Linked DNA regions of Homo sapiens: region 1 is linked to region 2. Evidence: chromatin loops called from intact Hi-C (ENCODE). Cell type or tissue: CD14-positive monocyte. All regions are shown on one strand. Links, peaks and the distances in the headings refer to the core of each region. The heading gives the core; the rest is flanking DNA. Region 1 overlaps SYNRG (synergin gamma). Region 2 overlaps TADA2A (transcriptional adaptor 2A).

What was found. A loop is a pair of places that touch in the nucleus more often than their neighbours do. Peaks named below come from ENCODE experiments on the same cell type or tissue, not always from the same donor. Only the 100,000 strongest peaks of a DNase experiment are listed, where the experiment ranks them.
Region 1: it touches region 2 in a loop (5-fold over the local background); 2 of 110 quality-filtered maps call a loop at or near these places.

Annotation. Positions count from the first base shown.
Region 1 is chr17:37,571,349-37,587,446 of GRCh38, forward strand. It overlaps SYNRG (synergin gamma), which reads right to left. Exons shown (of 22, transcript NM_007247.6): 4 at 15,071-15,201; 5 at 13,977-14,082; 6 at 13,300-13,411; 7 at 6,032-6,265; 8 at 4,993-5,070; 9 at 443-639. Among named protein-coding and RNA genes, the nearest start is that of SYNRG, 30 kb to the right of the region's middle. In CD14-positive monocyte, for the core only: no CTCF peak of the experiment used is centred there; no DNase peak of the experiment used is centred there.
Region 2 is chr17:37,455,026-37,471,123 of GRCh38, forward strand. TADA2A (transcriptional adaptor 2A) reads left to right here. Exons shown (of 16, transcript NM_001166105.3): 9 at 3,499-3,562; 10 at 7,053-7,096; 11 at 10,406-10,516; 12 at 12,429-12,500; 13 at 15,375-15,507; 14 at 16,069-16,098. Among named protein-coding and RNA genes, the nearest start is that of DUSP14, 27 kb to the right of the region's middle. RefSeq lists an enhancer at 464-965 and a silencer at 3,867-4,067. In CD14-positive monocyte, for the core only: no CTCF peak of the experiment used is centred there; no DNase peak of the experiment used is centred there; H3K27ac peaks cover 437 bases.

The DNA.
Region 1 (16,098 bases), core at 2,746-10,745, 120 kb after region 2:
AGACAGGTGGATCACTTGAGGTCAGGAGTTCGAGACTAGCCTGGCCAACATGGTAAAACCCCATCTCTACTAAAAATACAAAAAGTAGCCGGGCATGGTGGTGGGTGCCTGTAATCCCAGCTACTTGGGAGGCTGAGGCACGAGAATCACTTGAACCCGGGAGGCGGAAGCTGCAGTGAGCTGAGATCTCGCCACTGCACTCCAGCCTGGGCAACAGAATGAGACTCAGTCTCAAAAACAAACCAAAACAAAAAGTCTTTAAACAAAGGAATAACTTGCTATTATGCACATCTTATAAACTCTACATTTTTGAAGTACTATATCCTGAAAATGATCTAAATTTTAATGTACAAGGAGTTACACAATGTAGTAAAAAAGATTTCATATCCTTGCAATTTATATTAATAAAGTTATTTGATCTAACTTAAGAAACATTGTTTACCTGTGTTACCGCTATCATGGCTAGAACGGTATAAAGTTCTTCTTTTGTAAGTTTGCCAGGTGTAGTTCGATTAGCTAAGGCCCATATCTGTCCAAGAGTTTCCCTGGGAAGCCCAGATGACATCAGAATGGGATACAGTTTGGCAGTATCTATTCCAGTTGGAGTCATTGTGGTTTCTAAGATTTTCTTATAGGCATCTATTAAAGGAAAGACCAGATTACAAATGGAAACACATTCCAAGTGATTTATTTTTTGGGATGCCATTGTTGGTATACAAGAATAATCTTCAACAAAACTGCTTTAATAGAACCGAAGCCATGTCAGGGTTTAAATTGCTTTAAACATATTCAAGTGCAGCTGGGCGTGGTGGCTCACGTCTGTAATCTCAGCACTTGGGAGGCCAAGGCCAGCAGATCATCTGAGGTCAGGAGTTCAAGACCAGCCTGGCCAACATAGTGAAACCCCATCTCTACTAAAAATACAAAAGTTAGCCACACGTGGTGGCATGTGCCTGTAAGCCCAGCTACTCAGGAGGCTGAGGCAGGAGAATCACTTGAACCCCGAGACAAAGGTTGCAGTGAGCTAAGATCACGACTCTGCACTCTGCACTTCAGCCTGGGCAACAGTGAGACTCCGTTTCAAAAAAAAAAAGAAAAAAAAATTTGAGATATTCAAGTGGAAATGTCCAGCAGACAATTAAGAGTCTGAAGTTTGGTACTAAAGATAAAATTTAGGGCTAGAGGTAAGACAAAGTCTTATAATTCAGTAGAAGATTGTAACAAGACAGCATGCTTTGGACTTTACAAGAGAAGCTGTAGAGTAATGATGGTGGGAACAGTTTGAAAAGAGCAATGGGAAGTAAGAATTATACCAACATCACTCTTCTCCAGTAAATTAGAGGCTGTGAGAGAAAACACCATTGGAGAAGGTGCTACGGAAATACAGCCTTTAAGGAAAGACCCAGTTTCTGTTAAGGTGAGGAAGCAGAACAAGTGTCTTAAAAAGGGGGGTACAGTTGGTGAGTTTTTGACAATAACATGGGTTTTCCAAAGGACCAAGTGGGAAATGTTGTTAGATACAGGGCTAAAATAAAGAATGCCAATATTGCATGGGACATACTTATACTAAAAAATTATTTGCTGTTTACCTGAAATTCAAATTTAACTGGGCATCCTGTATGGTTATTTACTAAATGTAGCAAGCTTAGTTAGGGAAATGAAACTTAGTAGGGCTAAGGGGGACAGAGAAACTGTTTAAAACAAAAATTTTACATCTGGGATTATAAGTATGGATTACAGGTTAGTGGGCTCTCCATAAGAACACATATTTTTGGCCAGATGTGGTGGCTCATGCCTGTAATCCCAGTGCTTTGGGATGCTGAGGTGGGCGGGTCACAAGGTCAGGAGTTCGAGACCAGCCTAGCCAATACGGTGAAATCCTGTCTCTACTAAAAATAAAAAAAATTAGCCAGGCGTGGTGGTGCACGCCTGTAGCCCCAGCTACTCAGGAGGCTGAGGCAGGAGAACTGCTTGAACCCAGGAGGCAGAGGTTGCAGTGAGCCGAGATTGCGCCACTGCACTCCAGCCTGGGTGACAGACTGGTTCCGTCTCAAAAACAAACAAACAAACAAAAAAAACCATATTTTGACTAGAAAGTATACATGCATGTATGTTTTCTAGTCTTCTAAGGAAGAGGGCGAAAGTAAAGTAATACAAACTGGCAGAAAATGGATAAAACTCCAAAATATACCAAGATCTAGATTTCATTCGTTTGGCTTGAGGACAGAGAAGAAAAGATGCAAACTGTCTAACAGGCATTTGGAAGAAAAGCCATTATTTTAAAGTACAGTTGAATTGTACATACTATTTTGGTAACAGCCTTTTGTCATTATGAGTAGTATCAGAAAATGCATTTGAATGAAAACTATAAAACATTAATGCAATAAATTGAAGGGGACATAAAAAAATAGAGAAATATTCCATGTTCATGTTTTGGAATAATCAATGTTGTTAAAATGTCCATAGTACCCAAAGCAATGGGTAGTACAGATTCAATGCAATCCCTATCAATACCAATTACATTCTTCACAGAAACAGAAAACATAATCCTAAAATTTATATGGTACCACAAAGGACCCAGAATAGCCAAAGCCATTCTGAGCAAAAAGAACAAAACTGGAGGAATTACAGTACATTACTGTATATTACCTGACTTCAAATTATACTACAAAGCTATAGTAACCAAAACAGCATAGTAATAACACAAAAACAGACACAGAGACCAATGGAACAGAATAGAGAACCCAGAAATAAATCCACACATCCACAGTGAACTCATTTTTCAGAAAGGTGCCAAGAACATACATTGGGGAGGGTCTCTTCGATAAACGGTGCTGGAAAAACTGGATCTCCATATGCAGAAGAATAAAACTAGACCCCATCCCACACCAAATAAAAAAATCAAATGGAAATGAATTAAAGATTTAAATCTAAGACCAGAAACTATGAAACTACTAAAAGAAAACTTGGGGAAACTCTCCAGGACATTCGTCTGGGCAAAGATGTCTTGAGTAATAACCCAAAAGTAAAGGCAATCAAAGCAAAAATGGACAAATGGGATCACATCAAGTTAAAAAGCTTTTGCACTGCAAAGGAAACAATCAACAAAATGGACAACCCACAGAACGGGAGAAAATATCTGCAAACTATCCATCTCACAAGGGATTAATAACCAAAATATATAAGAAGCTCAAACAACTCAATACAAAAAAAGCTAATAATCTGATTTTAAAATGGGCAAGACAACTGAACAGGCATTTCTCAAAAGAAGACATGCAAACAGCAAACAAGTTTATGAAAAGAGGCTCAACATCACTGATCATCAGAGCAATGTCAATCAAAACTACAATGAGATATCATCTCACCCCACTTAAAATGGCTTTTATCCAAAAGACAGGCAATAACGAATGCTGGTGAGGATGTGGAGAAAAGGGAACCCAAGTACACTGTTGGTAGGAATGTAAATTAGTACAGCCACTATGGAGAACAGTATAAAGGTTTCTCCATAGTGGCTGTACTAATTTATAAGCCAAGATTCAAAAGCAACCTAAGTGTCCATTGACAGACGAATGGATAAAGAAAATGTGGTACATATACACAATGGAGCACAATTCAGCCATAAAAAAAATTGAGATCCTGTCATTTCCAACAACATGGTTGGAACTGGAGGACACTATATTAAGTGAAATAAGCCAGGCATAGAAAGACAAATTTCATATATTCTCATTCATTTGTGGAAGCTAAAAATTAAAACAACTGAACTCATGGAGACAGAGAATAGAATGATGGTTTCCAGAGGCTGAGAAGGGTAGTGGTGGGGGGGAATAATGGGGATGGTTAGTGGGCATAAAAATATAGTTGGATAGGAGGAATAAGATCTAGTATTTGATAGCACTACAAGGTAGCTACAGTCAACAATAATTTATTGTACACTTAAAATAACTTACAGAGTATAATTGGAATGTTCATAACACAAAGAAGTAATACATGCTTGAGGTAATGGATACCTTATCTACCCTGATGTGATTATTACACATTGTATGTCTGTATCAAAGTATCTCATGTACTCCATAAAAATATACAATTATGTAGCCACAAAAATTAAAAATAAATTTTTTTTTGTTTAAAGAAGAAAATGCACTTTAAGGATTTTCTTTTCTTTTTTTTTTCTTCTTGGCTCAGCAGTAAAAATACATGTAAAGAAAAAGTAGGTCAGGTGCAGTGGCTCACACCTGTAATCCCAGCACTTTGGGAGACCAAGGCAGGCAGATCACTTGAGCCCAGGAGTTTGAGACCAGCCTGAGCAACATGACGAGACCCCGTCTCTACAAAAAAATACAAAAATTAGCTGGGTGTAGTGGCATGCGCCTGTAGTCCCAGCTACTTGAGAGGCTGAGGTGGGAGGATTGCCTGAGCCTGGGGAGGTCAAGGCTGCAGTGAGCCAAGATCCTGCCACTGAACTCCAGCCTGGGTGACAGTAAGACCTTGTCTCAAAAAAAAAAAAAAAAAAAAGAGTAAACACTATCCTTCACATCTTCCAATGTGAAAAAAAAGATCCCACATGGTCTTTTATTTCATATAGTATTACATGACAAGTCATAGAAAGAATATTTTTAAAAATATAAACTAAGAATTCAGAAAATTACATTAAATATTTTGGTAAAATTCTTGATGTTATTAATTGCTGAAGTAAATATTTGATAATGTCCATTAAAGCATAATAAATCTAAGAGAGCTTTTAGAAATAAAAGTATGATGGTTGATAAAACATTAAAACAAAACTATTCTCCTCTATTTATATAGTTATTCCATATATGAGGCAGTCTTATGAAACACGACATTTATTTAATTTCTGTACTCTTTCAGAAAAAAAGAAAAGTGACAACTCCTCCTGCATTTTTTGTAAGTGCAACAGTAAATATTTACAACTACATTTACAATATTTAAACCAAAATATCCAGATGGGAATCCTGGGTAAAGAAGCTTTTTTACCTGGAACCAAACTCTCATTGTAAATCCAAGGAGGCATTCTGGGCTGAGCAGGATCCTGTGAGGGAAATACTCCCACACCTAGAAGGTAAGAAACATTAATGTATATAGTGGTCCATGGAGAAGATGGCGAAATCACACTGAGTCATGGTTTTTTACAAAGAGCACTGGCTGGAGACACTAAAAAAAGTCACCAATACAATTAAAATACTTGGTCCCCCCTGCCTCCGATTCAGAATAAAATATTTGGTTTTTAAGCAACTCTTGTACGTTAACTATGTTCTAAAGAGTAAATTATACAAAAACTAAAATGTATCAAATCAATACTCTAAATCATATAAGCCTTGCACCATTTAACATGTATTACAAATTAAGGAAAAAAACATGATAGATGATAGTTTAAAATTATGTATCTAAAAATATTTAATTGTCCAAGCTTTACTTGCAGTTTTTACTAATGCTTCTTTGCAAAGTTTCATTGTTTTTTAACCTACATATGATACTGCTGTCTTAAATATATAGGACTTTTGGGGGCTTTCTGTCCAATAAAATATCCTCCCAAAAGTTTGCCTCCTTGGCTGCCCACATTCTAATTCATTTCTGAGGGTTGAATTTATACAATTTAGATCTTTTAGGCAGTGGTGCATATGATTTATTTTAGAGAAACCAAAACTATATTCTCATTGGTGACTTTTCCAGTTACATTTTAACTTTTCAACCTTTATGGAAGAACAGAAAGTATAAGGGGGGAAAAAAGAGAGTTTTTATAAAATAAAAGGAAAGAAAATTTTAAATCAGAAATGATTCCAATTAAGAAAACCAGTTATCAAAATCATTTTTAAAAAGGAGTAACAGTGTGTTGAAAGAATTCAGAGCAAAATCTTAGGGGTTAATTGGAGAAAGGAATGCATTAAATATATTTCAAGCAAAATTTCGATTAGCAAAATCAAGCAGCATTCATTTGAAGATTAATGCTTAAGGTGTTAGCATTTGAGCAACATTTGGTTAAACAAGTTTTTTGCTGAATGCTTCACGAGCTCACCACTCTCTTCAATTGACAGGTTTTGATCTGAAGTATTTTCTGCCTCTGCAGTGGTGGTACCACTTACACATCCATCTACAGCAACCCCGTTACTGGCCATTAAACTGGGATACTTCTTACTGGAACCTGGGCCTAGGGCTTTGTGGCCAACTTCAGAAGTATTTAATTTAATTTGTTCCTGCCCAGATGTACTTATATCACAAGATACTAGGAACTTCTCCTCCAAGGAAGGGCCTAAACAAAGAGCATGAAGGATTATTTGTATATAACTGTATATGTCTAATCTTTTTAACCATCCATCTCCACCCCCATATTCTTTTTTTTTTTTTTTTTTTTTGAGATGGAATCTCACTCTGTCACCCAGGCTGTAGTGTACTGGCATGATCTCAGCTCACTGCAACCTCTGCCTCCCAGGTTCAAGCAATTCTCCTGCCTCAGCCTCCTTAGTAGCTGAGATTATAGGCGCCCGCCACCAAGCCTGGCTAATTTTTTGTATTTTTAGTAGAGACGGGGTTTCGCCATGTTAGACAGGCTGGTCTCGAACTCCTGACCTGAGGTGATCTACCCACCTCAGCCTCCCAAAGTGCTGGGATTACAGAAGTGAGCCACGGTGCCCAGCTCACCCCCATATTCTAAAGGGAGGCCCTGCCACGTATAATGTAAACATTGTGGCCAGGCACCATGGCTCAAGCCTGTAATCCCAGCACTTTGGGAGGCCAAGGCAGGCAGACCATGAGGTCAGGAGTTCAAGACCAGCCTGACCCACATAATGAAACCCCATCTCTACTAAAAATACAAAAAATTAGCCAGGCGTGGTGGCGGGCACCTGTAATTTCAGCTACTTGGGAGGCTGAGGCAGGAGAATCACTTGAACCCAGGAGGCGGAGGTTGCAGTGAGCTGAAATCACGCCACTGCACTCCAGCCTGGATGACAGTGCAAGACTCTGTCTCAAAAAAAAAAAAAAGTAAACGTTGAAATAATTCAATCACTGCACATTTGTATAGGACTTGAGAGACTTCAGAGATTTTAGAGAATGTAAACATAATTATCTACTGTGATTCTAAAGAATTCTATGAGACAGTAGGTGGAAGAGTGTAGTGGAAGGAGCACTACCTTTGAAATCTGACAACCTACATAAGATAACACTTCCACTAACTCCTAGGGAGGCCTCTGGCCAGTAACATCATCATCATCTCTTGGTCTGTTTCCATGTCCATCAAATGAGACAGTCTGGACTAAGTACATGTCTGCCAAGATCCCTCCCAGCACCCTGTCTCAAGCCAGGATGTGTAGCTGTCTCTATTCATTTTATAGATGACAAAATCTAAGGCACACCAAGGACAAATTGACAGTAAATGGACAACCTGGGCTTCTGCCCCCAAGTGCCCTGTCACTGAAGCTGAAAGAGTACTTTCTAAAGAAGCCTTTCCTAGCTCCTTATTCTTAAGAAAATGATATCGGTGAATCTCCCAAACAACAATCTTCTGGAAAAATCAGAAGATTTCTTTTAAAGTTATAAGGCAGTTTAAAGTGCTCCTAGTTGAGGAGCAAAAGTTTTAAATCACCTTTCTGGAATGTCAAGACCCCAGAACTTAAAAATCTAGACACTTGTTTTGTTGAATTTCAACAGCAGTCATACATTTATGTGCATGTTTATTTGCCAACATCACTGGATTATTCTACTTATATAACAGAAATAAGTTATCCCAGGATATCTTAAGAATATTTTCATTAATAATGCTAAGAGTTACCTGCTTCTGGTACACTGTGTGAGGCTGAAGCAGTAGAGAAGTAAGGAATTTGCCCAGGGACGCCATGTAAGGCAAAAGGCACTGGACTCTGACTTGGAGGGAGAGGCTGTGTCCCAGCCTTCTGTGTATGCAACTGGCCAAGTGGGGTGGAGGGGTGGAAAGACTGAAAGGGCTGGGACGTGGAAGAAGGCCCACATGGGGGAACTTCAACAGGCCCCTGCATAAAGTCACTGAATTCTTCTTCATCAAGAAAGGCAGGTGATGGGGAGACAGTTTTAGTAGAATGAGATGATGTGGGGCAATCTGCAAAATGGAAAATGGCAATGAAACACACAAAAATGGAAACCAACAGAGAAAAAGGAATTAAGATGTAGTACAATTCCAAAAGAATATATTGAAACATAAATAGTGGAGGTGAACAAGAAATAACAAGTAACAATAGTCAAATGGAATTGCATGATGCATGTAAAACACTTTGATGTCTATTTATACACAATTTTATGTCTTTTTAAAGGGGAGTTTTAATAGCTATTTTGTATTTGGTTCAAAAAAGGTAAAACTAAAAATACATGTATCTATTCATTTATTTTAGAGACAGGATCTTGCTCTGTCACCTAGGCTACAGTGCTGTGGCATGCTCATAGCTCATGATCATAGCAGCCTGAAACTCGTGGGATCAAGCAATCCTTCAGCCTCAGCCTCCTGAGTAGCTAGGAATATAGGCACATGCCAGCATACCCAGCTAATTCTTCCTTTCTTTTTTTTTTTCATAGAGATGGTGTCTCACTATGTTGCCCAAGCTGGTCTCGAGCTCCTGGCCTTGACTGTCTTTCTTTTATTAGATTAATAATTTTTCCCCTGAGACCATTAATGATTTACATCAAAGTGATGATTATTTTTGCAGTTGAAATGATCTGTTTATCTAGATAATATTATCTCAAACCAATATACATCAGATATAAGAAAACCTACCAATATAGTGCTGAATACATTTTGGACAGATATATACCATGATGACTAAATTTCATTATTTATTAAGAAATTCAGTAAGAAATAATGCACAATACAAAGCTGTAATTTTTGAAATATCATGCCCGATCCACACACTTGCATAGATCATATTTCAGTAAAGTTACCATATGAGAAATAAAAATTACAAAAGAACTTTTTTTTTTTTTTTTGAGATGGAATCTTGCTGTGATGCCCAGGCTAGAGTGCAATGGCATGAGCTCAGCTCACTGAAACCTCTGCTTTGTTCCCCCGGTTCAAGAGATTTTTCTGCCTCAGCCTCTCAAGTAGCTGGGACTACAGGTATGCACCGCCATGCCCAGTTAATCTTTGTATTTCGTGTGTGTGTGTGTGTGTGTGTGTGTGTGTGTGAGAGAGAGAGAGAGAGAGAGAGAGACGGAGTCTTGCTCTGTCGCCCAGACTGTTGCTCTGTCGCCCAGACTTGAGTGCAGTGGCGCGATCTCGGCTCACTGCAACCTCCACCTCCTGGGTTCAAGTGATTCTTCTGCCTCAAACTCCCAAGTAGCTGGGGCTACAGGTGCGTGCCACCACACCCAGCTAACTTTTGTATTTTTAGTAGAGACGGGGTTTCACCATTTTGGCCAGGCTGGTCTTGAACTCCTGACCTCATGATCTACCTGCCTTGGCCTCCCAAAGTGCTGGGATTACAGGTGTGAGTCCCCACGCCCAGCCCAATTTTTGTATTTTTAGTAGAGACGGGGGTTTCTCCATATCGGCCAGGCTGGTCTTGAACTCCTAACCTCAGGTGATCCACCCACCTTGGCCTCCCAAAGCACTGGGATTACAGGCATGAGCCACCATGCCTGGCCAAGACAAGAACATTAAACACATTATTAAGGTGATATTTTCTTGTGAAAAGCATCAATATTAGGATATCATGAAGAGCTGAATCAAACAACTATAGTCAATTTAAGAAAGTAAACCCTGCCTGAAGACTACAACTACCTTTAAAAGATCTTTGGCACTAAAGGATATAAATGTCACTGTGGCTTTTTATTGTTAAATGTAAAATTCACTTATGTAATAAACCTGCTCTACTGGGGCTACATTTAACATGAAGCTCATTAACAATACTATTTTATTGTTGCTTCTTCACATTTATTATTATTATTACTATTATTATTATTATTATTATGATACTGGGTCTCCCTCTGTCATCCAGGCTAGAGAACAGTGGCACAATCTCAGCTCACCGCAACCTCTGCCTCCCAGGTTCAAGTGATTCTCGTGCCTCAGCCTCGCAAGTAGCTGGGACTACAGGTGCCCATCACCACGCCCGGCTAATTTTTGTATTTTTAGTAGAGATGGGGTTTCACCATGTTGGCCAGGCTGGTCTCGAACTCCTGACTTCAGGTGATCTGCCTGCCTTGGTCTCCCAAAGTGTTGGGATTATAGGCGTGAGCCACCACGCCTTACCTTGTTTTGTTTTTGTTTTTGTTTTTTGGAGATGGAGTCTAGCTCTGTCGCCCAGGCTGGAGTGCAGTGGCACAATCTCAGCTCACTGCAACCTCTGCCTCCCAGGTTCAAGCAATTCTTCTGCCTCAGCCTCCTGAGTAGCTGGGAATACAGGTGTGCACCACCACTCCTGGCCCCACATTTTTTTTCTTTTTTTTTTTTTTTTTGAGACAGAGTCTGGCTCTGTCGCCCAGGCTGGAGTACAATGGCATGATCTCCGCTCACAGCAACCTCTGCCTCCTGGGTTCAAGAGATTCTCCTGCCTCAGCCTCCTGAATGGCTGGGATTACAGGCATGCGCCACCACACCTGGCTAATTTTTATTTTTAGTAGAGACAGGGTTTTGCCATGTTGGTCAGGCTGGTCTTGAACTCCCGACCTCAGGTGATCCACCCACCTCGGCCTCCCAAAGTGCTGGGATTATAGGCTTGAGCAACCGCACCTGGCCTCCCCACATTTTAAATTACTTTGAATTGCTTTAATATGACTAAAGTCTATTGTCACAATAAGCAGTCTTTTTTTTTGTCACTGACTTGAAGCTCAGGAGTAGTCTTTTTTTTAAGAAATGGCTCTTGTCTGAAAAATGGAGACCCTGCATACTTCTTTCCTCTCTTTAGGATCAATGCAATAAAACCTGGATGCACTGAAAGTTCTAAGAAAGATGCAAAATATGCAAAATTATTGCCTTAATCAAGTTTGTTTAAAAAAGAAAAAGCCCTCCCACATTGTATTCCAAGTCTCCCAACAATTACCAAGGCTGGATTTAGGTTCTCAATTTGGGTTCCCAGCTACTTAAAATATTTTTTAAATGGACCCTATTTCCTTGGGATATACTGTAAAGACCAAACCAATGTTTCTTTGCATTTGGCTGGAATGTGTGACTTCTACATGGAATATATTTTGGCCCATACCAACTCTAGCAGCTAGGTATATGATTAAAAAGAAGTATAAAAGTTAAATGATGGGCCAGGCACAGTTGCTCACACCTGTAATCCTAGCACTTTGGAAGGCTAAAGCAGGTGGACTGCTTGAGCCCAGGAGTTTGAGACTAGCCAGGGCAACATGGTGAAATCCCGTCTCTACAAAAAATACAAAAATTAGCTAGGCGTGGTGGTGCGCATCTGTAGTCCCGGTTACTCACGAGGTTGAAGTGGTAGGATTGTCTGAGCCTGGGGGGTCATGGCTGCAGTGAACTGTGATCATGTCACCGCACTAGGGCAATAGAATGAGACCCTGTCTCAAAAAAAAAGTTATATGATCAATATAGTTTGTATATTCAGTATTTTAAGATAAACAATCTATAAAGAGAAATTTAAAAGGTGCCTTTGGTGGTAGAATGGCTGGAAACTCTTTTTATAAATACTTTAGGACTAGGTTTTTGGTTTTTTTTTTTTGAGATGGAGTCTCACTCTGTCGTCCAGGCTGGAGTGCAGTGGCGCAGTCTCGACTCACTGCAGCCTCTATCTCCCAGGTTCAAGCTATTCTCTTGCCTCAGCCTACCAAGTGACTGAGATTATAGGGACGTGCCACCATGCCTGGCTAATTTTTTGTATTTTTAGTAGAGATGGGGTTTCACCATGTTGGCCACGCTGGTCTTGAACTCCTGACTGCCTTTCTCTACTTTTCCTAACCTCCAGCCTAGGTCTAGTTTTAGTATTAACTTCTAATATATATTCCTAAATTACTTCTTGACTAGCTTATTCACCTTATAATTTTCATTTTTAGATATGTTTTTCCTTTCTAATCTCAGCCTGATTGCTAATATCTGTTTTCTTTTCAATCTTGTATATTTTATTTTGGGGCATACTTTTGGAATGGGAATCTTAAGTGAAATTAACAGAACAGAGTCAAAGTTGTCCCGGAAAAATCAAGAACTGGTTACTATGCCAGTGATTATTCCCTCTTGATATCACCCATGAAAGGTACTATAATACAAGGGTTCAAGATAAAATTTATCAATGCAACATTTTCCAGCAGAAGATAGTACTTTCTTGGCTGGCTAAATGATTTATGAAAACTGTTCACCTATTAGGTATGTTTTCTTGGAATCAGCTGATAAAATGTCAAAACGTTGAATTTGTTTTTTGTTGTTTTTTGAGATGGAGTCTTGCTCTGATGCCTAAGCTGGAGCGGGCAGTGGCATGATCTCGGCTCACTGTAACCTCCGCCTCCCAGGTTCAAGTGATTCTCCTGCCTCAGCTTCCCGAGTAGCTGGGAATACAGGCATGCACAACCATGCCCAGCTTATTTTTGTATTTTTAGTAGAGACAGGTTTTCACCATGTTGGCCAGGCTGGTCTTGAACTCCTGACCTCAAGTGATCCCACCTGCCTCGGCCTCCCAAAGTGCTGGGATTACAGGCATGAGCCATGGCACCTGGCTTGAAATGTTGAATTTTTAAAAATAATGTGGTAACAATTATGCAAATACAAGACTCATTTCAACTGCTAAATGTTCAAAAGAACAACCAAACCCCAACCTCCAATCCCTTTACCCTGCTCTAAAACAGGGACGTTTCTTTTTGCTTACCTGACAATAAATGATGATAAAAATTACAAAGAAATGCATTAGGGAAACTAACATTTCAAGAAGAGCATTATTATACTCATGATTTTCTTAAATGAGGCATTTTAAGAATTTGTAAGTTTAATCACATTAAGTAATGAAATCAGAGCTAGTTCATAAAAATTACTATAAAACAATGAGAATTAAATGGTAAACTCCTTTATTACATTTGCTCTGAGTGAATAGATTTTACTAATGTTAACATATTTATATACAGAAAACTTACAGGTGAAATTGTCATACTGATATTTAATTAGAAGACAAAGAGGTTTTTTCCTCCCAAGACAGTTGTTATCCAGACCAGAGCTCTTAAGCCACTGTATATTTGAGAACATCCAAATCTGTACTTAGCTTGAAGGAAGAGTTCTACATTGACTTTTCACACACACATATAATGGCGAGGTAAAGAAACAGGGACTACATAAATCACCTTCCCAGAAAAGAAAAATATAATGCCTCTTAAAACTACCTGGTTTCTTGGGGTGCGATGCTGGAGTAGGGTGCATTTTTGCATCTCTGGAAAACCCATCTAAATTTCCTTTTATGGCTTCCAAAGCATCATCTCTACTCTTCTCTCCTGTCTAAGAGACAACAAATATATGCGTATTTCTTTACTTATCCCTCACTGTATCCTAAACCCTCCCAAATTAAGAAAAGCACAGATATTCATCTATTTCCAATATTTTTACCACATACTTCTGATAATGAATTATCCAAGTCAGCAAGACATTGGTAAATGATTAAACAATGACACTCCACAGAAAATAAAAACATTACAAGGCCAATGTATAAATACTTTAGGATAGACCTGTTTGATATTAAGTGTCCTGTGAAGGCTCTAAGAGAAATATGAAATATCACTGAATTCAGGATTACTGCTTCCCAAGAAAAAGATTATAAACATTGCCATGATACTAAAAAAGAGCTGAAAAGATAATGGCTGATAGCCTATTCTCATTGACAGCAGTGTATCTTTACAGAAAATGAAAAACCCTTCACATTAGTAATTAGGTAAACCAAAATGAGAAGAATCAATCACAGCCTCAGCTTGGGCTGGTGCCCCAGTGACGAAATCCACTCAATGAGTGGGAAGAGGCACATTCAGGGTGTGTATGTTCTGGGTGAAGAGAAGTATTGAAATACTACCTTGGGTTTCACACTGCTCAAAAGTCTGAGCTTTTGCTTCTGCTCTTCAAACTGGCGTCTTTTTCTTTCTTCTTCTAAGAGTTTTTGCTGCTGTTCAAATCGTTTCCTGAAGGAAAAATGATCTAATAAAGAACCAGCTCCCGGGATTATACACTGTGTTTTATATTCAGATTTCTAACAGTTTCAGCAATATCATGTTGCACTTCCAGAAGTGTAAATTTCATTGCTAAATATCTAGTTTTCTTACGACAATCCTGTTTCCTCACTATATTAATTCCAAAATATTTGACATGAGTCTAAAGAATGATTTACCTAAATTATGTATATGAATTTATTTCTCATCTAATTTGCAAGAGGAGGAAACAAGCTTTTGCATATAAAAGTATTCTCGAAAAACAGGCAGACAAACATAAGAACACACTTTGCTCTGCATATTAAAAAAGAACCTGCTTGGGAAGGCAGTGTCATACAGCAGAAAGAGTAATGATTTGGGAATCAGGAAGCCTGCCTTTGGGTCCAGGCTTTGCTGGTAACTGTGTAACCTGGACTGACAAGTTGTTTCATTTTCCTGGACTTCACTTTCACTAGATATAAAACAAGAGGGTTGAATTACAGGATCTCTAAGGTCCTTTTTGACTCTAAACTTATAATAATGGTAGTTTAAAGAGGCTTTTTTGTTTTTGTTTTTAAACAGGGTCTCACTCTGTTACCGAAGCTGGAGTACCGTGGCATGATCACGGCTGACTGCAGCCTCAACCTCGGGGCCCAGGTGATCCTCCCACCTCAGCCTCCTGAGCAGCTGGGACTACAAGCATGAGCCACCAAGCCTGGCTAATATTTTGTATTTTTTGTAGAGACAGGGTTTTACCATGTTGCTCAGGCTGGTCTCGAACTCCTGGGCTCAAGCAATCTGCCCACCCCAGCCTTCCAAAGTGCTGGGATTATAGGCATGAACCACTGGGCCAGGCCTTAAGAGTTTTAAAGACAACTTTTGACTGTTTTAGTTTCAAATCTGCACTAGAGATCATTAGACAATTCTTAAGATAGATGCTATAATGTATCTTTGTTATCCTTTAATTCTGGTGATCTCTTACTGCTGCTCTTCGGCAAACTGCTTCTGCATGTCTGGAGTGTACTGTGGGCCTGGAGGACGCATGCCCAGGAAGGGTGCTTGTCCTAGGTAAGGCATTCCCGCTGCTGGCATTGGTCCCATTGGTATTCCTGCCTAGAAGAAACAGACAAAGGCTTAAAAAACACAATTTATCCCTTTAATTATCACACACAAAAATGTGACTTCCATAAATTCTATCTTAATACTCTTATTTGTAAAAAATAGAAATATATTGGATTAAAAGATGCAAAGATGCAAATAAATAAAAGATGCAAATATACAAAGAAATATATTATATTAAAAGATGCTAAAAATGGAAGGCTCCCCTTAATATCTAACCCCTCCATTCCCTTCACTGTCCCAGAGGTGACCACTGTTAATACTCTGATTGGTGTGTTATGGAACTATATGCCCACAAGTTATATTCTTGTGAGCTCACTAATCCTCTTTGAGAAGAGGCATTATATCTTATATATTTTCATATTTGCAATAATAGGTAAGAGCCTGGCATATGGTAAACATACCACAAATGAAATTAAATCTGATTTTCCAATATATATGAGAGGATAATGAATATTTTGATGTTATCAAAGGCCTAATAGTCAAACTTTTATAGAAAATGACACATATTCAATAAAAAATTACATAATATTATAAAGTTTGTTAAAGTGTCCAGAAATAATAATAACACAATAGCTAATCACAAAATTTAATAATATTATGTTTTTAGAGACAGGGTCTCGTTGTGTCACCCAGGCTGGAGAGCAAAGGCGCAATCACAACTCACTGCAGCCTCCAACTCTTGGGCTCAAGAGATCCTCCCGCCTCAGCCCCAGAGTAGCTAGGGCTATAAGCGTGTGCCCTCGATGGCACCTGGCTCAAAATCTAATATTAAGAATGATGACAATGACAATAATTAAATGGCTAATTTTTAATGAGTGAAAACTCTTCTACTACTCAACCTTCTCCCTGAAAAGTTCCTCTTCTGTCCCTAACTAAAGTCTGTCCGTG
Region 2 (16,098 bases), core at 3,547-11,546:
AGAGGACACGTGGCAGGTTATATTGTGCTATAGAGCCTCTTCCACAAATACATTCAGTAATTAAAACAAAAAACACCAAACTCTCAACTTACACAAAGCTTAATTGATAACTTATTAAGAAAATTTCAGATTCTATTGCAATCATTCAATCTCAAGGTGCTTTCAGGATCCATAAGTGAGAAGAAAGGTTTAATGTAGCATAGTGCCAAGTTTTGCATTACTCATATTTTCTTCTAGCGTTGTTACTATCTGGCATTCATTTCTTAACCCTAGAGGTCTTCTGGTTATTAAAAAAAAAAAAAAAACCTGTGGGAGTTTTTTGCTTCTGAAGTTTGTTTTTTTGTTTGTTTGTTTGTTTGTTTGTTTGTTTTTTTGAGACGGAGTCTCACTCTGTCGCCCAGGCTGGAGTGCAGTGGCGTGATCTCGGTTCACTGCAAGCTCTGCCTCCCGGGTTCAGGCCATTCTGCTGCCTCAGCCTCCTGAGTAGCTGGGACTACAGGCGCCCGCCACCATGCCAGGCTAATTTTTTATATTTTTAGTAGAGATGGGGTTTCACCATGTTAGCCAGGATGGTCTTGAGCTCCTGACCTTGTGACCCACCTGCCTCGGCCTCCCAAAGTGCTGGGATCAGAGGCATGAGCCACTGCGCCTGGCCGCTTACGAGGTTTTTTAAAATACACATTTCATTTTCAATTAAGGCAGATTTAGAATATAGCATAAACACAGAGAAAGTAAACATTTAGACAATTTCAGTGTTTTTCCTACTTAATACTCTGGAACCAGACTGCTTATTTTTGGATCCCTGCTGTGTACTTAACAGCTGTGTGATCTTGGGCCATTTGTTTTGTATGCATGGTGTATAGGGCATATGCGGGAGTGATAGGAAACAAGAATGGGGCCGGGTGCAGTAGTTCACGCCTGTAATTCCAGCACTTCGAGAGGCCAAAGTGGGTGGATTACTTGAGGTTAGGAGTTTAAGACCAGCCTGGCCAATATGGCGAAACCCTGTCTCTACTAAAAATACAAAAATTAGCCAGGCATGGTGGCGCACACCTGTAATCCCAGCTACTTGGGAGACTGAGGCAGGAGAATCCCTTGAACCCGGGAGGCAGAGGTTGCAGTGAGCCAAGCGCCCCTGCACTCCAGCCTGGGCAACAGAGCGAGACTCCATCTCAAAAAAAGAAATGAGTCGAAAGGTAGGCGTAATCAAGACAATAAATAGTCTTGTGTAACATGCAAGAGTTTGAACTGTACGTGGATGGGAAGCCACTGAAGAATTATAAGCAAGGGAATTACACCATTACATTGTGCTTTAAAATATTTTTCAAGTACCATTTGGAAGAGGTGAGTTACAGTAAGGCAAGAATGGAGTCGATAAGTGAGTAATGATGCCTCTCCTACAAGATAGCATGAAGATGACAGGAGAGACAAGATGCCTGAGCTAGGGAATAGGATTAGGGATGAAGGGATGAATTTGAGAGATGTAAGCGTTAAGTGCAGTGTGGCTAAGACTCATCGACTATGGAGGAGAAGGAGGAAGAATCCAGATTGAGTTCTGTCTTGGATAGCTATCTTTACTCTGATGCAGTTATCCAATATAGGAGTTTTAGAGGATAGGAAAGGGGTAGAATATAAGTTTGCAACTGAAGGGCATGTGAGTAAATTATATGCAGTAGGAACTGGAGCTTAAAATAGATATCGAGTTTGAAATTATGCATTTTGATGGTACTTGGACCCATAGAAGTAGAGGAATTTATAGGACTAAGGTGAGGGGTAAAAAGGAATTAGAACAGAATCTTTGGAACTCTGAAGATGGAAAGAGTGGCTAGGGAAAGAAAGAACCAGAACTATTACACTGATAAAACTTTTACTATTTACAGCCTCTTTCCTCCTTCTTCCCTGTGTCTTTAACATGAGACTAAAGCCAGGAAAGGATTGGGTCCCAGGAAACCAAGCAGGGCTTTTACACTGGTTAGGATACTTGATGGAACTTTTCACTACAGAATGCAAAACTCTACACTCTAAACAGTTGCTGCTCCCCAACTGAAAACTCCTACTCTGGGAAAATGTCTACACTGTACCTTTATTCACATTAGTCTTGCCTTGACATTGTCTGTTACTCCTGTGCAGTTATGACCACAATCATTATTCTTTTTTTTTTTTTTTTTTTTTTGAGACGGAGTCTTGCAGCAATGCCCTGGCTGGAATGTAGTGGTGCCATCTCGGCTCACTGCAACCTCTGCTTCCCAGGTTCAAGCAACTGTCCTGCCTCAGCCTCCCGAGTAGCTGGGACTACAGGCACTTGCCACCACGCCCAGCCAATATTTGTATTTTTAGTAAAGACATGGTTTCACCATATTGGCCAGGCTGATCTTGAACTCCTGACCTCAAGTGATCCATCCATTTCAGTCTTACAAAGTGCTGGGATTACAGGTGTGAGCCACTGTGCCCAACCAACATTAATTCTTTTTTTTTTTTTTTTTTTTTTTTGAGACGAGTCTCGCTCTGTTGCCCCAGGCTGGAGTGTAGTGGCATGATCTCGGCTCACTGCAACCTCACCTCCTGGCTTTGAACGATTCTCCCACCTCAGCCTCCCGAGTAGCTGGGATTACAGGTAACTGCTATCATGCCCAGCTAATTTTTGTATTTTTATAGAGATGGGGTTTCACCGTGTTGGCCAGGCTGGTCTTGAACTCCTGACCTCAGGTGATTTGCCTGTCTCAGCCTCCCAAAGTGCTGGAATTACAGGTGTGAACCACCACGCCCAGCCCAATATTCATTCTTATGAGTACTCTGATGCAATTTCTAGCCCATGTATTACCAAAGATCAGATATTCACTATATATAGTAATAGTTACATAACAATGTCCAAAAAAGGTGTTTAATAGAAAGGAGAATTTTTTTTAACTTTTATTTTAAATTCAGGGGTACATATGCAGGTATATTGCATAGGTAAACTTGTATCATAGGGTTTGTTATACCGATTATTGCATCATCCAGGTATTAAGCCTGGTACCCATTAGTTATTTTTCCTGATCCTCTCCCTCCTCCCACCCTCCACCCTCTGATAGGCCCTAGTGTGTGTTGTTCCCCTCTATGTGTCCGTGTGTTCTCATCATTTAGCTCCCGCTTATAAGTGAGAACATGTGGTATTTGGTTTTCTGTTCCTGTGTTAGTTTGCTAAGGATAATGGCCTCTAGCTCCATTCATGTCCTGGCAAAGGACATGATCTTATTCATTTTTCTGACTGCAGAAAGCAGAATTTATAATCTGAGTAATGCCATAAGATATATAAATAGCGGAAAAATAACTTTACTTATTGATAGACAAATTCTTTATGCTGGAATATTTTTATGTTTTCTAGACTAGTGAGTGTGGAGTAATTAGCAATATGAGGTTCAAAGTTTGGGTAAAAGATTTATTTTTGTCTTGGTTTTATTTATTTATATAATATATATATGATATGTATATATAGTATATGTATGAATTTATTTGTAGCTCTGAAGATGGCTGTGGTAGATATCTATCATTCCAGGTTAAAGGAGAGACAAAGACGAAAAAAGTAAGTATAAAAAACCATCCTGGCCTCCTTTCAGCTTTGGATTATTGTTTTGTGTGTGTGTGTGTGTGTGTGTGTGTGTGTGTGTGTCTGTGTCTGTGTCTGTGAGAGAGGCAAGGTCTCACTCTGTTGCCCAGGCTGGAGAGCAGCAGCACAATAATGGCTCACTGCAGCCTCAACCTCTCAGGCTCAATTGATTCTCCCACCTCAGCCTCCTGAGCATGTGGGACTACAGCAGTGCGCCACCATGCCTGGCTAATTTTTTGTATTTTTTGTAGATACGGGGTTTTGCTGTGTTGGCCAGGCTGGTCTCAAACTCCTGGACTTAAGTGATCCTCCCTCCTCAGCTCCCAAAGTGTTAGGATTGCAGGCATGAGCCACTGTGCCTGGCCTCAGCTTTGAGTGATTGACCACATATAGTCCATGAGAGAATGCTCCACTTGTGACTCATCTTTTGACCTTGGAGAAGACTCTTACCCTCCTTAGACCTCAATTTTTCCTTCTCTCAATTGAGGATAGTAATTCCTGTGTTATTTTTATATCCTCTGCCCTTATCCTTTATTGACGTTATGATGAACAATGAATAATATGGGTACACTGTTTTAAGCTATTTGAAGTAAAAGAACAAGATAAAATAAAGGCATCAAGACAGTATTGTTACACTTTTTTTTTTTTAATATTTGTGAATCATTCTTTGCTTTTGTCTTTTTTTTTTTGAGATGGAGTCTCGTTCTGTCACCCAGGATGGAGTGCAGTGGCGTGATCTCAGCTCACTGCAAGTTCTGCCTCCTGGGTTCATGTGATTCTCCAGCCTCAGCCTCCCAAGTGGCTGGGACTATAGGTGTGCACCACCACGCCTGGCTAATTTTTGCATTTTTAATAGAGATGGAGTTTTGCCATGTTGTCCAGGCTGGTCTTGAACTCCCCACCTTAAGTGATCCATCCCCCTCTGCCTCCCAAAGTGCTGGGATTACAGGCGTGAGCCACCGTGTTCAACCTTTTTTTTTTTTTGTTAAATAAGAGACAGAGTCTCACACTTACTCTGTCACCCAGGCTGGAGTGCAGTGTCACTATCATGGCTCACTGCAGTCTCCAACTCCTGGGCTCAAACAATCCTCCCACCTCAGCCTCCCAAGTAGTTAGGACTACAGGTGCGCACCACCACACTTGGCTAATTTTAAAACCTTTTTCTTTTTTTAGACTGGGCGCGGTGGCTCACACCTGTAATCCCAGCACTTTGGGAGGCCGAGGCTGGTGGATCACCTGAGGTCAGGAGTTCAAGACCAGCCTGACCAACATGGTGAAACCCTGTCTCTACTAAAAATACAAAAATTAGCTGGGGGTGGTGGTGCATGCCTGTAGTCCAAGCTACTCGGGAGGCTGAGGCAGGAGAATTGCTTGAACCTGGGAGACGGAGGTTGCAGTGAGCCAAGATCACACCACTGCACTCCAGCCTGGGCGACAGGGTGAGACTCCGTCTCAAAAAAGAAAAAAAACCTTTTTTTTTTTTTTTGAGACAGGGTCTCACAATGTTGCCTGGGCTGGTCCTGAACTCCTAGACTCAAGGCATCCTACTGCCTTGGCCTCCCAGAGTGCTGGAATTACAGGTGTGAGCCACTGCACTCGGACTGTTAGGCTTTTTTATTTTATTTTTATTTTTTATTTTATTATTATTACTTTTGAGATGGTCTTGCTCCGTCACCCAGGCTGGAGTGTAATGGCGCGATCTCAGCTCACTGCAGCGTCTGCCTCCTGAGTTCAAGCAATTATCGTGCCTCAGCCTCCCAAGAAGCTGGGACTACAGGCACGTGCCATCATGCCCAGCTAATTTTTTATTTTTAGTAGAGACACAGTTTCCCCATGTTGGCCAGGCTGGTCTCAAACTCCAGGCCTCAGGTGATCCGCCCACCTCAGCCTCCCAAAGTGCTGGGATTACAGGCATGAGCCACTGCCCCCAGCCCTATTGTGCTTTTTTAATGTTCTCTTTCTAACTGTTCATTTTTTAATGAGAAGTCTTTCATCTAAAAGGATTTCAAAGAAATTCTGAACAAGTTTCAGGCATACTGGTTCTTCCTCTCTTTGCAACATATCAAAAAGTATACATTCAGACTTAGAAATTATGGATCTCAGACCTCTGTTGGTTTCAGAGAAGAGTATGCAGAGGGTATAAGTGTGCATGTGTGTGTATGTATGTGTAGGCATGTATTTACTGTGATGTTACTAACTGTAGACACAGTGATATCTCAGCAATAAAAAGGAGAGAAGCCAGGTGTGGTAGCATGAACCTCTGGTCCTAGCTACTTGGGAGGCTAAGGTGAGAGGATGACTTGAGCCTAGGAGTTCAAGGCCAGTCTGGGCAACCTAGGAAAACCCCATCTCTTAAAAAAAAAAGCAAAAGAAAAAAAAGGGACTTGAGATTCACTCTGGAGGAACTAAGATGTGATCTAAAGCAGCAGTCCTCAACCTTTTTGGCATCAGGGAGTGGTTTCATGGAAGACTGTTTTTCCATGGATGGCTGGGGGCAGGAATGGTTTTGGGATGAAACTGTTCCACCTCAGATCATCAGGTATTGGTTAGATTCTCATAAGGAGCACACATCCTAGATCCTCCACGTGAGCAGTTCACAATAGGGATCGCGCTCCTGTGAGAATCTAATGCTGCCGCTCCTCTGACAGGAGGCAGAGTTCAGACGGTAAAGCTGCTCACCTGCTGTGCAGCCTGGTTCCTAACTGGTCCATGGCCCAGGGGTTGGGAACTCCTGATCTAAAGTAAAACTTACTCTCTGCATGTCTGGAGTTAGCTTCCATGAAATGCTGAAGAAGCATACCCAGTTGCTCCTATGAGAAGCTTCATTGCTAGTTATGAATACCTCTGGTATAAATCAGATTCAAGACACATAACTTTGCCTGGTTTAAATTCTCTTTTGCTTAAAACACAATTCGAGCTAGAGAGTACTGTAGAACTCAGTTGCTGATGTTGCTATCAAATCTTTTGTTTTATAATGCCCTTTCATTAAACATGCACAATATTTATTTCTAGTACCGCCAGTGTTGTGTGAATGCACAGTTGAAAATGTTGAATATGTGATCATGGTGCCCTTTAGCAGATTTCTCTAAAATGGCTGTTCTCAATTATTTCCACAAGCTGAATAGATTAACTTTATGACATGGACAGAGATTCCTTTCGGTTTCATCTTAAGTGACAGACATGTGTTTTTCAGCATTTGTGAGTGGTTATTGATTGATTCATTCGTTCAGCAAATAGTCATGGAGAGTCTACTATGCCCAACAAGAGGAAAAACCCGTGATGCCTGAGAGTCTAAAATTGGGTTAGTGATTCACTGACCTGCAGAAATTTGTGGGAGTGACTTCTTTGGACCTCTGTATTGTATTCCACCTCAGCATGTTTATGTCTGATGATAGCTATATGTGTAAAGCATTAGTAAATGTGAAAATAATTCTAATGCACAAATTATTGTGGCTTTTCATTCTAGAATTATAAGAGACCATGGATTAATCAACCTTAGAAAGTTTCAATGTAAGTATTAGCAGTTTTCTTTATTTTACAATTTTTTTCCAATATTATTGAATAATTTTAAATAAATCACGTATTGTAGTTCTTAATCCAAGTTGCATATTAGCCTGGCTATCACTCCAGACTAATGAAGTAAGAATCTCTGGGGTTGGAGGCACAGCACCTGCATTTTTAAAAAGTCTTCAGGGCAATTCTGATCCATAGTGAGAGTTTAAAGTATTAATTTGGGGCCAGGCGCGGTGGCTCTTGCCTGTAATCCCAGCACTTTGGGAGGCTGAGGTGGGCAGATCACGAGGTCAGGAGATCAAGACCATCCTGGCTAACATGGTGAAACCCCATCTCTACTAAAAATACAAAAAAAAAATTAGCCAGGCGTGGCGGCATGCACCTGCAATCCCAGCTACTCAGGAGGCTGAGGCAGGAGAATCACTTGAACCCAGGAGGTAAAGGTTGCAGTGAGCCGAGATCACGCCAGTGCACTCCAGCCTGGGCGATAGAGCAAGACTTAGTCTCAAAAATAAATAAATAAATAAGCAAATAAATAAATGTATTAATTTGTAGTCAATAAAACTTGTATTAAAATTCTTTTTTAAAAATTTGTATAGTAATTACAGTGTGAATATTAATGAATAATTTTCTGGATAGAGTCATGTTTTGCAACTATGTGTTAAGCATAACATAACCTTAATCTTCAGGTTGTAAAAATATTTTAGATAAATAACAGAAAGTGATCTTTATTTTGGATGGTTATAGACAGACAAAATAAATGATATTTAATATTATATGACGGTGATAAAAATACATATAGTGATTTTTAAAATAAATGCCACCTTTGACCTTACTGTGGTTTTTTGTTGTTGTTTGTTTTTTAAGAGACAGGTTCTTGCACTGTTGCCCAGGATGGAGTGCAGTGGTGTGATGGTATCTTGCTGCAGCCTTGAACTCCTGGGTGCAAGTGATCCTCCCACCTCAGCCTCCTTATTACAGGCTCGAGCTATCGTGCCTGGCCTTTATTATTTTAAATATCAGAGATACCTAAGCAGGGCAGAAAAAGTCCCTGTACTTTTTCTTCTTCCACAACATAGAGGCTTCCACAACTAAGAAGGATGATGTCATAATAACAATCACAATGTTTGTATTAAAATATTTGTAATAGTTGTGTGTCATAATATTCTTTTTTTGTAAAGAATAACCTAATGGTTAGGTTTGTACAATAACCTAATGGTTATTGTAAAACATCCCAGTTGATAGATTCTTGTAGGGGTATTTATTTAATAATATATAGCATCGTAGGGTTCAGTCAACAAGGTTAAGTGTCTTTTTAGTGTAAATAAATATCTAGCCAGGCATGGTGGCTTGCACCTATAATCCCAGCTACTTGGGAGGCTGAGGCAGCGGATCACTTGAGCCCAGGAGTTCAAGGCTGCAGTGAGCTATAATCATGTCACTGCACTCCAGCCTGGGCAACAGAAAATCTATATTTTTTAAAAATATAGCCATCATCATAAGTATGTTACATTTTAGGTCCTTTATTATTTATTTATTTTTTGAGACAGGGCCTCACTCCAGTTGTCCAGGCTGGAGTGCAGTGGCTCAGCTCACTGCAGTCTCCGCCTCCCAGGCTCAGGTGATTCTCCCACCTCAGCCTCCCAAGTAGCTCCATCTCTACTAAAAAATAAAAAAAATTAGCCAGGTGTGGTGGCAGGCGCCTGTAGTCCCAACTACTCAGGAGGCTGAGGCAGGAGAATCGCTTGAACCCGGGAGGCGGAGGTCGCAGTGAGCCAAGATCGTGCTACTGCTCTCCAGCCTGGGCGACACAGCGAGACTCCGTCTCAAAAAAAATAAAAAGGTAAGCTAGGAAAAAAAAAAATAGCTGTCATAAATGAAAGTCTGTATCGTTAGTCCAAGAGTAGATAGAACTAACCTAATTACTGATTGAAACGACCCAAGTAGCAGTTCGAGAGTTACTGACTGCTCCAATCTACCAGTTATTGTTAGTCAGTTTTACTCTCCATCTTCTTTGCAGATACATCTTTGGATTAGTTGTTTGGTCAGTAGTGATCCCCAGAGTTGCTGCTCTGGTGTCTCTGCATGATATTTGCATGACAGTTGTCAAATAAAACTTCATTAGCAGTAAATTAAGTTGTAGTAGTTAATTTAGTTTGGAGAAAGGCAAAATGACCCATATGAAGGATGAAAAAAATACTTACCTTGCTTGAGGATGTGTAGGTGGGACATGCAAGAAATCACACTTTTTCTCAGCTAATGGGAAATCTTCTGGATGGATTATTTTGTCTGTAGCTTCTTTGTTTTCCTGTGGGAGTTAATACCATAAATTTTGGCCATAATTCTTCCTAAGAATGTAAGATCTGCCTTTAATTGTCTCGTCCATTACTGCCAGCAGTTCCTGCCCCTGTGTAGTTTAAAAGACAGTGAGGTGGCCGGGCGCGGTGGCTCACACCTGTAATCCTAGCACTTTGGGAGGCCGAGGCGAGCAGATTGCCTGAGCTCAGTAGTTCAAGACCAGCCTGGCCAACATGGTGAAACCTCGTCTCTACTAAAATACAAAAAATTAGTCGAGCATGGCGGTGTGCCTGTAATCCCAGCTACTTGGGAGGCTGAGACAGGAAAATTGCTTGAACCTGGGGAGGCAGAGGTTACAGTGAGCTGAGATCACACCACTGCACTCCAGCCTGGGCCACAGAGCAAGACTCCATCTCAAAAAAAAAAAAAAAGACAGTGAGGTGGCTGGGCGCGGTGGCTCATGCATGTAATCCCAGCACTTTGGGAGGCCGAGGCGGGTGGATCACCTGAGGTCAAGAGTTCAAGACCAGCCTGGCCAATGTGGTGAAATTCCGTCTCTACTAAAAATTCAAAAATTAGCTGGGTGTAGTGGCGGGCGCCTGTAATCCCAGCTACTTTGGGAGGTTGAGGTAGGAGAATTGCTTGAATCCAGGAGATGGAGGTTGCAGTGCGCCGAGATCACCCCAACGCACTCCAGCCTGGGAGACAGAGCGAGACTCCATCTCAAAAAAAAAAAAGACAGTAGATGTGGGAGATGAGTAGTGCTCAGTGGTGGAGATGATCTCCAGTGTTAACAACATCCCTGTGGGATAGTTGCTATGGTGCTGTCATTATGATTAGTGTTTTGCATTCTTGGCTTTCCTGTTTGCTTCCTGTCATGGATAAGTTAGTCATATGAGGTTATGAATAATGTTCTTCCATTTTACTAATTGTAAAAAAAAAAAAATGCTGAAAACTCAGGGATCCTTACATTTCCCATGACACATTTATGTTTTATTTTCTCTGTAGTAATGGAACGGCGGTATCCCAAGGAGGTCCAGGACCTGTATGAAACAATGAGGCGATTTGCAAGAATTGTGGGGCCAGTGGAACATGACAAATTCATTGAAAGCCATGCATGTAGGTGGTTTTTGAGCCTTGAGCAGTATTTGTGTGTGTATATTTATATAAATAGGAGAGATAATGGTGTGTTTTATGTGAAGTTCTATAAATAAATAAATGGATATTTCTCTCTTTGTTCCCCTTTATTACCATGAGACAAATTTGGGACTATGGGGGTGGCAGAAGAGAGGTTAAAAAGCCCTAATGACTTCCCCCATTGCCCCAGATAAACAATAATTTAGTAGTTTTTCTCCCTACTTTGTATCATGGGAACTTTCAAATATATATAGAAGTAGAGATAATAATATGATGAACTCCCGTGTATCCATCATCCAGCTTCAGCAGTTTTCAACACATGGCCAGTCTGGTTTCATCTTTACCACTCACTCTTCCCTCCTGCCCTCAACTGGATTATTCTGAAGCAAATCCCAGACATCATTTTATTTTGTTCATAAATATTTTAGTATTAAAAGTAGTTTTAAAAATGAGGACAGAGATGGATAGCTTGTGGAGATAGTACTTCCATCGATCTCTTGCCTTTCTGTGGTATTTCTGTGAGAGCTCTACATAGTTACCATTTGATTTTTCACTATAAAAAATTAAAAGTTGTTATGAGGCCGGGCGTGGTGGCTCACACCTGTAATCCCAGCACTTTGGGAGGCCAAGGCAAGAGGATTGCTTGAGTCGAGGAGTTCGAGACCAATCTGGGCAACATAGTAAAACTCCATCTCTACAAAAATACAAAAGTTAGCCAGGCATGGTAGTGCACACCTGTAGTCTCAGCTACTTTGGAGGCTGAGGTGGGAGGATTGCTTGAACCCGGGTAGCCGAGGTTGCGGTGAGCTGAGATCACACCACTGCACTCCAGCCTGAGCGACAGAGTGAGACCCTGTTTCAAAACAAAATATGTTGGTATGGCAGTAAGGCCTAGATTGTTAAAATAATATGGACTCTGGCTTGTTCTGTACCTTTCATCATGACATTTGTGTATGTGGCTTCTAAGTTTAGTTCTGGGAAGGTAGTCTACTAAGGCCCTTATTCTCACCGTGAAAATATTTCTTACATAGCATTGCAGACATTTATCTGAGCCAGGTTGGTTGTCCTCACCAAACACCTTGTTTGGTTAGCATTCTTTGTGTGGTTTGTACCAGGTGACTGATCCTTTACTTCCTGTCCCAGTTTGGGACACACCCCTGGTTTATGTGTCATTCCAAAACACTACACCCCATGGATTGTCCAGGCTCTTCCTTCATTCTCTGTTTCAAAAGCAGCCAAATTAGAATGATTTGTAGAACTTTTAATAGAAGATAGTTAGAGCAGGGAAACTTGGTTGTTAAAAAAATTATATTTTGCCCAGTGCGGTGGCTCATTCCTATAATGCCAGCTACTTTGGAAGGCCGAGGCGGGTGGATCACCTGAGGTCAGGAATTCGAGACCAACCTGGCCATCATGGCAGAACCCCATCTCTACTAAAAATACAAAAATTAGCCGGGTGTGGTGGTAGATGCCTGTAATCCCAGCTACTCAGGACGCTGAGGCAGGGGGAATTGCTTGAACCCGGGAGGTGGAGGTTGCAGTGAGCCGAGATCATGCCATTGCAGCCTGGGCGACAGAGCGAGACTCTGTCTCAAAAAAAGAAAAAAAAAATTGTTACTTTTGTAGACAAATGAATTTAACCATTTCACTAAGTTTTCTAGAAGACAGTTCCAGCTGCTGCATCTGGAGACAGCAGCTGGAAGATAGCTGGAGTAGGTTTTCCTCAGCTCTTGGGTAAAATTTCTAATGAGAAGTTACCAACGAGTAGGATTCTCCAAATGAACTTCCCTAGTCTTATAAGGCAGAATTAATGAAAATGCTCAATAGCAAAAGTGCTCACTAATGTTGCTTTTGTTTTTGTAATTTTTTCCTTCATTCCTTTTGGGGAAAACAGTGGAATTTGAACTCCGAAGGGAAATCAAGAGGCTCCAAGAATACAGGACAGCAGGCATTACCAATTTTTGTAGTAAGTATGCTTCAGCTACATACCGTACTTGAGGGCAAGTATCTTCCAGACACACAGAGGAAGTCTCTGAATTGTTGTGAATTTTTTTTTAAAAAACAAGCTTTCCTTTACCAGAATGCTTTAAACCTTTCCAGTAAAGTTTTGGCTATTTAATCCCTATAAATACCTTTGTATAGATTATCTTTGGTACTACAAAAGTTGTGAGACAAAGGAAAGAGAGGTGCTGCTTTAGATTTAGGATTCTGCCGAGGCTCTTTAAAAAAAGGGAATCTTGGGCCGGGTGCAGTGGCTCACACCTGTAATCCCAGCACTTTGGGAGGCCAAGGCAGGTGGGTCACTTCAGTCCAGGAGTTCGAGACCAGCCTGACCAACATGGTGAAACCCTACCTCTACTAAAAATAAAAAAACTAGCCAGGCGTTGTGGTGCACACGTTTAATCCCAACTACTCGGGAGGCTGAGGCACAAGAATCGCTTGAACCTGAGAAGCAGTTGTTGTAGTGAGCCAAGATGGTGCCACTGTACTCCAGCCTGGGTGGCAGAGGGAGATTCTGTTTCAAAAAAAAAAAAAAGGAATTTTATATTTTAGGTGTGTCACCCTTTTCAAATTTAATGATACATGGTCTTAGCATTTTTATAAAATAATGAAGCTTCAACTGGCTCCAGGTGCTTGCATCCCAGTTACTTGGGGTAGTGACAATAATTATATTATTAGCAGCTAACATCTATCAGATATTTACCATGTACCAGTCTCTATGCTAACCATTTCACTTGGATCAAGTCAATGAATTCTCATGACAAACTTATAAAGTACCGTTACTTCCATTTAGTGAAGAAATTAAGGTATAAAGAGGTTACAGAGCTAGTTAGTACTAGAACCAGGTCATAAGAGATAGTGTATTATAGTAGTTAAGAGCTTGGGTCTAGACTTAAAAAGCTTGAGTATAAATTTTGGCTCTCCAGCTTGCCAGCTCTGTGATGTGATTCTATCCAAATTTATTTTTCTTTCCTTTTTTTTTTTTCCCTAGAGACTGACTCTTGCTATGTTGCCCAGGCTGGTCTCAAACTCCTGGCCTCAAGCAGTCCTCCCGCCTAGGCCTCTCAGAGTGCTGGGATTACAGGTGTGAGCAACTGTGCCTGGCCTCTATTCAAGTTTTAATTTTCTAAGGTTCTTAGAGTTAGTGTAAAGATTTAATTAGAGATACTGCATATAAGCATAGCACAGTATCTGGCACACAATAATTCCTCAATAAATGGCAGTTTCTGTTGTTTTGCTGTCATTGTTGAAATGATCTTTAGCATTCCCTCCTTCTTCCTATTTGAAGTTTTTGTGATTATTGATAGTTGTCACCTACTATCTATAAGAAATAGTTGGCTTCTTTTTTTTTTTTATTTGAGACGGAGTCTGGCTCTGTTGCGCAGGCTGGAGTTCAGTGGTGCCATCTTGGTTCACCACAACCTCTGCCTTCTAGGTTCAAGCGAGTCTCCTGCCTCAGCCTCCTGAGTAGCTGGGACTACAGTCATGCACCACCATACCCGGCTAATTTTTTTTTTTGTATTTTTAGTAGAGATGGGGTTTATCCATGTTGGTCAGGCTGATCTCGAACTCCTGACCTCAGGTGATCCACCCACCTCAGCCTCCCAAAGCGCTGGGATTACAGGTGTGAGCCACCACGCCCGGCAATAGTTGGCTTCTTAACACAGCCCTGTGGGTGCAACATAGCCTTATGGATGTAAGTTCAGCCTAGTATAATGGCTCTTTAACAGTGGAAACCATTTTTGAAATTAAATTTTGTGTGAGCCCCAATCTACAAATAAGATAAAAGTGGGCTGGGCACGGTGGCTCACACCTGTAATCCCAGCACTTTGGGAGGCCGAGGCGGGCGGATCACTTGAGGTCCAGAGTTCAAGACCAGCCTGACCAACATGGAGAAACCCCGTGTCTACTAAAAATACAAAATTAGCTGGGCATGGTGGCGCATGCCTGTAATCCCAGCTACTCCGGAGGCTGAGGCAGGAGAATGGCTTGAACCTGGGAGGTGGAGGTTGCTGTGAGCCGAGATCGCGCCATTGCACTCAAGCCTGGGCAACAAGAGCGAAACTCCGTCTCAAAAAAAGATAAAAGTGGAATTACTTTGGTTGAACTTTAATGGTTCAATTTATGTGTAGAGCCCAGGACCCGCCGGTATCTGGCAGTGCCCTTTCTCTTTACATTAACCTCTAAGATACTCTTGTGGTATCCTGGGGCTCTGTGGAACCTAGTTTGAATTTTGAAACCCACTGGTGCAGTATTTTGGAATCTGTGAACCTTTGTTAACATGTAGAAAACACCACGCAGCTCTTCTGTTTAGCAAGATGCATATAGAGACTCTGATAACTAATTTTGGTTTCCTGATATTGGCTGCCTCTAAGAAATATGGAGAAGAGGTACTACATGTCAAAGAGAACTCTTTTTTTGTAATTCTAATTGTTTTTTAAGGAAAGGCATATGCTTATAGCACTTGTGTGACTTTGAAAAAATTTATAAAAATAGAAAAAACAGGAAGCAAATATGACTATAGTAAAAGTTGGTTACTTTTTGAGAGTGGAAATATGAGCAATTCTTACTTTCTTTGTACTTTTCTGTTGGTTTTTTTCCCCTTATTTCTTACAGATAGAAAAGGAATACAAATGTTTAATATTTAATACTTAGTATTAAGAAAAGGATTTCAGACTAGGGAAAATCTACTTGGGTCTTGGAGAAATAATTGTGAAAGCAGTTTTGCAAAGGAAACAGACTTTAAGAACAAAACCCAAAACCGGTTTCTTGGTCAGTTAGGAAGCCCTTCAGTTCTGCTGCATTGTCATTGTGGTCATTGTGTTTTCTATACCCCCAGGTGCCAGAACCTACGATCACCTCAAGAAGACACGGGAGGAAGAGCGCCTTAAACGCACTATGCTCTCAGAAGTTCTCCAGTATATCCAGGACAGTAGTGCTTGCCAGCAGTGGCTCCGCCGGCAAGCTGACATGTGAGTAATTACTCCAGGGTGAAGGAGGCATTCTTTCTGGGATGCCTTGGCCTTCACATATATTTTTGGGCACCCTAGATGGCAGAGTAATAATAATTGAGTAGCTGGAAGAATTCAGAAATATTTTAGCAGTCCATCTCAGAAACAGTGCCATACTGACAGTTTTGAGAAATAACTGACCTCCTAGAATCATACTTTACTACTTTGATCCTATTTTTTAAAATGAGTGTATTTTCCCCCAGCCTTCTACCCATGACTTCAACTCTCTCTTCATACCTAGATTTTCACTGGGGAATCATGTTTGTATCCCTTCCCCTTGAGTGGTGTTAGTGGTGTTCTAGATTACAAGCTCTTCTTAACAAATCTGAGGAATTTTTCTTCCTCAGAACAGATTTTCTTTCCTGCTCAATACAGTGAGATATCTGTAAAACATAGTTCAGTCTATCTCATTACACTTCTTCAAGGTGACCTACCTGATAAATGGCACCCAGTCTCACCGGGGCTTTTGGAAATCACCTTGTTTGATATGACCTAAGTTTAAATTCCTCTTCTTCGTTGTAGTGATTCCGGCCTGAGTCCTTCCATTCCAAT